2 separate regions of the Mus musculus genome follow, and region 2 is linked to region 1. Evidence: chromatin loops called from intact Hi-C (ENCODE). Cell type or tissue: left cerebral cortex. All regions are shown on one strand. Each heading gives the region's core, and the rest is flanking DNA. Links, peaks and the distances in the headings are about the cores only.

Region 1 (3,313 bases), core at 476-2,975:
AGAATACGTTCAACTTTCTCCTTCATCTTCTCCTTTTCTGCATGTTCTATCTCTGCAACCTTTGCTGTGGAATCAACTCTTACCCGAGAGCCAAATATCTAAGATTGAAGACATAAAGGCAGTGTAAGGTTCACTCCTCTTAAAATACACCGTACGTACTTCAGCGTTTCTACGAACATACGCTTCAAAGTGTATATAGGTGTCTCATCTGCTTGGTGTAACTGACTCCTACGTTAACAGCACCAGCAACAGCCTGTCAAGAAATGTAGCCACGCACCTTTATTTTGTCTGTATCCATCCCAGTATTTGCAATAAGAATTTTAGCATTTTCAATTCTCTTTGGTTGATTTACTCCAATTTTTTTATCCAAAAGAAAACCTACAACAAACATAAAGATGGTAATAAACTTAAGGATGCATTAGTAAACCTGCACAGCACGTGCTGGCTGACAACCCTCAGTAACTCCAGTTCTGGGGGATCCTGTGCTCCACGGGCACCAGGCATACACATAGCAAAGGACCCATAAACTTAATAAAGCAAAGAAACAACTAAAAAAGAGAATACACACAGGCAACGCTACAGCATCAGTACAGACACAAACCACATCACCCTGAAACTTTTGTTACACACACACACACACCCACACCCACACACACACCCACACACACACACCCACACACACACCCACACCCACACACCCACACACACCCACCCACACACACCCACCCACACACACACACTCACACACACACACCCACACACACCCACACACACACACACACACACACACCAGATCAGAGGCTACAGCTCACAATGTAAACACATTTAAGTTCACTTTTACTAGCTTAAAACCAGCAAAACTAGCAGTGAGAACTGGAAATCAGAGACAGGGTCACCTGTTCTACACAGCAAGTTTCAGGACCACCAGGGCAACATAACAGAGACCCAGCCTCACTAAAATAAACAAGACAGCTAGGAAAATGGAACCACCTTGGACAACACAAAAACAACACAACTACATAAACCTGCTCCCAATCCTGCTCTTGCCCTTAGGCTATGGCTGGGGTCGACCAGATGCTCACATATAAATCATGCACAACTCAAGGAGAGATGCCATTTCTAGCCGTGCTGATCTGCTGCCATCACATGACCTGGTACTGACATCTGCACTGGCTTAAGACACATGACAAACGTTTGGCTCAGTAACCCTACCTTGGGCTTTCTGCTCTATTCAGCTTGCCATCACTTAGCAGATGATTAGAACAGCTACAGGATCGAGGTTCCACTACAATTCCTGGCATAGAGCGCACACACACAGCAGTATGAGCCTCTGTTACAAGGCTGCCCTACTTGGCAGACCACTAGAAACATTAGAGAGACCTTGCAGATCAACGGAACCAAAATATTTTCACAACTCCGTAAGTAAATGGCACAGGACACACATAAAAGCCAGGATTCCAAATCACTGTAGACACAAGCTTACAAAGCACAACTTGATTCTTTTTAAAACCCTTTAAGATGGGCTGGAGAGATGGCTCAGTAGTTAAGGGAACTGACTGCTCCTCTGAAGGTCCTAAGTTCAAATCCCAGCAACCACATGGTGGCTCACAACCACCCATAATGAGATCGCCCTCTTCTGGTGCAGCTGAAGACAGCTACAGTGTACTTAGATATAATAATAAATAAATCTTTGGGCCTGAGCGAGCAGGGCTGACCAGAGTGACCAGTGGTCCTAAATTCAATACCCAACAACCACATGAAGGCTCACAACCATATGTACAGCTACAATGTACTCATACATTAATCACATAACTTTGGAAATATTTTTTTCTCAAAACGACAACAAAAAAAAAGCTGGAGAGATGGCTCAGATGTTAAGAGTGCTTACTACTGCAGAGACCTGAGTCTGGCTCCCAGCACTCTCACTGGGGGCTCGCACCAGCCTGTAACCACCAGAGTGGAGCTGCTACTTCTGGCCACTGGCATGCACATACCCATACACAGACCAAACATGCACATGATTAAAATAACCTTGGACACGCAAAAGAAAATGTTCCTGGGGCTAACAATGTGGCTCAGTTAAAAGATAATTACTTAGCATTCACAAAGCCCGAGATGGATCCCCCAGTACTGCATAATCACAGCCTGGGAGAGCAGCAGAAGGGACAGAAGACTAAGGGCATCCTTGGCTGCGTGCGAGCACGCACACGCATGCACACGCACACACACACTCGCTAGCTACACAAGACTACCTTAAAAAACAACAAGGCCTGAAGAGATTCTACTTGCTGCTCTTCCTGAAGTGGTCCTTAAAGACAAGCTCTCTGCCTCTGTAGTGTCAGGGTGGAGATCAATGGGTACGTTCCACCAAATGGTGGCTTCACAGCCATCTTGACTACAGTGCCAAGGGTTCTGGTTCCTTCTTCTGACCTCCATGGGCACCACTTATGCATGTAGTGCACATATGTTGCCAAAACACTTAAGAGAACAAGTCTAAAATTTTACACAAATGCCAATAAAATATCAGACAAAAATTCCTTTATCTACAACAACCTGCTAATTTGACTTAGGGAAAACACATATAATCCTGAAAAAGCATTTGGGAACAGCTTTTGGTAAAGCTGTAATTTCTGTTATTAGCAGAGACTTCCTGTTTGAAATCTAGAAAGCAAACAATGCTCAGCGGTGTTGAAGATGAAGCACACAGACCGCAACAGGACAAATTGTTACAATGGCCCAAGCAGCCAAGTGGTCCTTAAAGACAAGCTCTCTGCCTCAGTAGTGTCAGGGTGGAGATCAATGGGTACGTTCCGGCATACACACATACCTTCATCTAGATAGGAGTCTGCCAGACTCCCACCTAGTTTCTTGATGACATGAATCGCCTCCAGGTTGCCAGAGCCTTTCAGTCTGAGAACCGCTTCCACGGCCAGTTTAGTAAAGTGGTCCTTGTGGTGAGTAAGGAGCTTTGAGGACAATGTCGTTCCTGCAATGTTCATTAAGTCCTGCCAGAATCTGGCTTCATCAGAACTAATAAAACCAAACAGAAGAAGACATGCTTGTTATTAAAATTATCCACTGAGTATCCTTGACTTCTTAAAGATTTACTAGGAACAAGTGAACAATGGGATCCCGTCTTTCCCATCAAAGCACCAAACTCGGTGAGCCCTAAGCCCAGGCCCACTCAGTGTTGTCCCTCAGCACAAACAGAATTAATTTCTGGTGGTTTATTTGGTAATGTAGAAGTAAACTAAACATGTGTATTCTTTTAGACTCAGCAATTCCACGTCTAGAAATATCTCGAGTAACAAGT
Region 2 (2,907 bases), core at 1-2,500, 650 kb after region 1:
AGAGTCTCTTGTTCCGAAGCTGGAATCTGTGAGGTGCTTGCAGCACCCTCGGTAGACACAGACATGTTGGTATTGCACATTGGCCTACAAGTAGAAAAAAAACAACAACACACACGATAAAAACTTGAAATTATAAAACATCTACGAAAAGGGACAAATAGATACATGCATTTACGAAGGAGACAGAAAACGTCTTTCGGCAATAGCTCTCAAATGCAAAACGACGTCGGCGAGCTGTCCCTTACCTGGAGGCCCGCAGGAGAAGCGCGGTGATCCGAGAGGGTCCCCCAGGGGTGTCCGGTCGGTCTCCCGCTCGCCCAGCAGACGGCTGCGGAAACGGGGCAGCGTTTAAATAACCCCAGCTGGAGACATGTCAGGACTTAGCTCCTCCGACAGCCGACGCCGGACGTGTCCCAACTTGACCAGCCCCACAGGAAGAGCTGAGTCAACTCGGCCCAGCCCAGTCCCACCCGTCCCGGAAGCCGCATCCCGGCGAGTCCGGGACCAGGCACCTGTCACCTCCTGGACCCCAGCAACGAGCCCAGCGCGACCCCGGAGCGGGCCCCCCGCGCGCGGGGCCTGCTGGGAGACCCCCGCTCTTCCCTCCTCCCCCTCCCTCCGTCCCCTCCCGCGCATGCGCCGTGCTAACCGCGCCATCTCCCACCCCACCCCCCACTCCCACCCACACGCACACCCCCGGCCGCAGAATGACATCAGGGCCCAGCGCGGGCAAACGGTCGCCCAGCCTCGTGCCCCGCGACCCCACGAGCCGGCCCGGGTTACGAGTAGGCCCCGGAGGGCGCGGAAAAGAGGGAATGATCGGGACTCTCCGCCGCCCACGGAGCGGGTACCTGCTACTTCCCGCGCATCTTCCGACCCTTCACGGGGAGCGCGGAGGCCCCGCGGCCGGGGCCTGAGCGACCATGGTCGCTCCAGAGCTCGAGCGACGAGAAGGCGGCGGCTCCTCACCGGCCGCTCCTAGGCTACGCTGGCCCCGGAGGCCCCGTTAACAAAGCAGAGTTCTGTGACGAGCGCCCCCTACCGTCCGCGGAGAGAACGCCGGAAGCCACGGGCCATCCGGGCATCGGGGCGTGCGCGCGCGCACGCCCGACGCCGCCTCCTGGACCAATAGGAGGCGGGGGGCGGGGCTTAGCGGCCGCCCGGTGCCGGAGCGCGCAGGAGGTGGGGAGGGGCCGCGCGGTTGTGTTTACCGCTCGAAACCGCAATGGTCGCTAGGCAAGTTCCTATCCGACTGCTGCTGCTACCAAAAGAAAAGCAAGACTAACAGCTGGGTAGTATTTTTAAATCCATCCCGCCAGCAGCTGAAGTTGTATACAAATGAGTGATTTTTTTTTAAGACTTTAAAAATAGGCAAGGTGAGAGAGGGTGGAGTGGGACGGGGAGGAAATTGTGAGAAGGGGGTGTCCCAGAAGGGAACGGAGAGCGGGGTGGAAAGTGAATAAATAATAATGAATAAAAAATGAATAGCTCCATGGTCAAGAGTGCATACAGCTCCTTTTTAGGTTTTCAGTCACTCACGCCACACAAATTCTGTCATTGCAGGGTACTCAACACACTCTTCTGGTCTCCATGAGCAACCGCACCTGTGTGCACAGACATACACATAATTAAAGTTAAAATTAAAAAAAAAAATTCAAAGACTGTTAGGGTCCATGACACCTTGGGCTCATAGTATGTAAACGCAAAGAATGTTTTAATCTGCAGAAGTCAGCATTCTGGTGTCTCCTCTCCCCATTACTAAGATAGAGACACCCAAGTGAGTTTGCAGACCTGACATAAAGCATATTAGCGAATTCTGGGATAGGTGACCTCTATGTTAATCTATTGGGTCCATCTTTAGGGACATTCCATTCCCGGGGTGAGAGGGCTGGAAACTTTTGGCTGAGAAAGTCTGGAAACTGCTGCTGACCCATTGTCCTTGCCTCAGGCGGGGCAGCTTCTGAGGCCCGGACTTGCCCGGAATTGCCCAGTTCTTGGAAACAGAGATTTAGGCCTAGTCCCCTTAACTGCCAGTTTGAAACTTGTCATGAAATCAGCCTGGCCTTTTCAACACATACACTCCAGTGTTTACAAACTTTCTAATTGTTAGTCATCTTGAGGGCCCAAGATAGCATTATAAGGTATAGGAGTTTGGCCTGGACGCTGCTTTAGGCAGTGTGGACGCAGGTCAAAGAAAAGCATTGATAAGGCCAGATATAATGGTGTGCGTGTAATCCCAGGTACAGAGCAACAGCCGTCTGGGTCCACCTTTTAAGGTACATCTAAGAACGGAGGGTGTGTGGCACCGAGAAGGTCCTGCATTGTTCAGTCCTCGGTCCCCAAAGCAAAAGCCCCAGATCTTAAAGGACTTAAAACCAGGGGTGGTGGCACATTTGCACAGTCAAAGATAATCAGGAAGCTGAGGCAGGAGGATAGCTTGAGTTGAGCAATTTAAAGCTAATTTGAGTAACATTGATAACCTACCTAAAGGAGAAAGGTAATTTCGTTCTTTGGGGCTTGCCACTTCTTACTGACAGCCTTCATTTCCCCAACAGTTCGTGATTAAGGACTTTTCAGAAACCTTTCTCCCCTTAGGAATGGAGTGAATATTCATTTTAAATTTAATAACCTTCAGCCAGGCATGGTGGCATAGACCTTTGACCCCTGCAGTAGAGACGAAGAGACAAGTGAGTTCAAGATAGTGTGTCCACGAGTCCACACAGTGAGCTGCAGATCAGCCAGGGCTGCACACAGAGAACCTGTCTCACAGAACCCAAGCCTTGGGAGATGAAGTAGCCCAATTGGGCTTGTGTGCAGTTTCATGGGATTGGGGCATGAGCAGGATGGGGGGATGGGAGGACAGGGCAAAAGGCAAGCAGGCATGCACTCTTAGCTTAAAGCCCTGGG

The links. Peaks named below come from ENCODE experiments on the same cell type or tissue, not always from the same donor. Only the 100,000 strongest peaks of a DNase experiment are listed, where the experiment ranks them.
Region 2: it touches region 1 in a loop (4-fold over the local background); 4 of 42 quality-filtered maps call a loop at or near these places.

Annotation. Positions count from the first base shown.
Region 1 is chr10:117,057,821-117,061,133 of GRCm38, forward strand. Cct2 (chaperonin containing Tcp1, subunit 2 (beta)) reads right to left here. Exons shown (of 16, transcript NM_007636.3): 7 at 2,828-3,030; 8 at 278-378; 9 at 1-98. Among named protein-coding and RNA genes, the nearest start is that of Cct2, 4.4 kb to the right of the region's middle. In left cerebral cortex, for the core only: a CTCF peak has its summit at 1,642 (motif pointing left); no DNase peak of the experiment used is centred there.
Region 2 is chr10:117,709,701-117,712,607 of GRCm38, forward strand. Mdm2 (transformed mouse 3T3 cell double minute 2) reads right to left here and starts at 1,058. Exons shown (of 12, transcript NM_010786.4): 1 at 852-1,058; 2 at 246-328; 3 at 1-84. The coding sequence starts at 80. In left cerebral cortex, for the core only: a CTCF peak has its summit at 1,026 (motif pointing left); DNase peaks (open chromatin) are centred at 458 and 1,095; H3K4me3 peaks cover 1,783 bases; H3K27ac peaks cover 1,637 bases.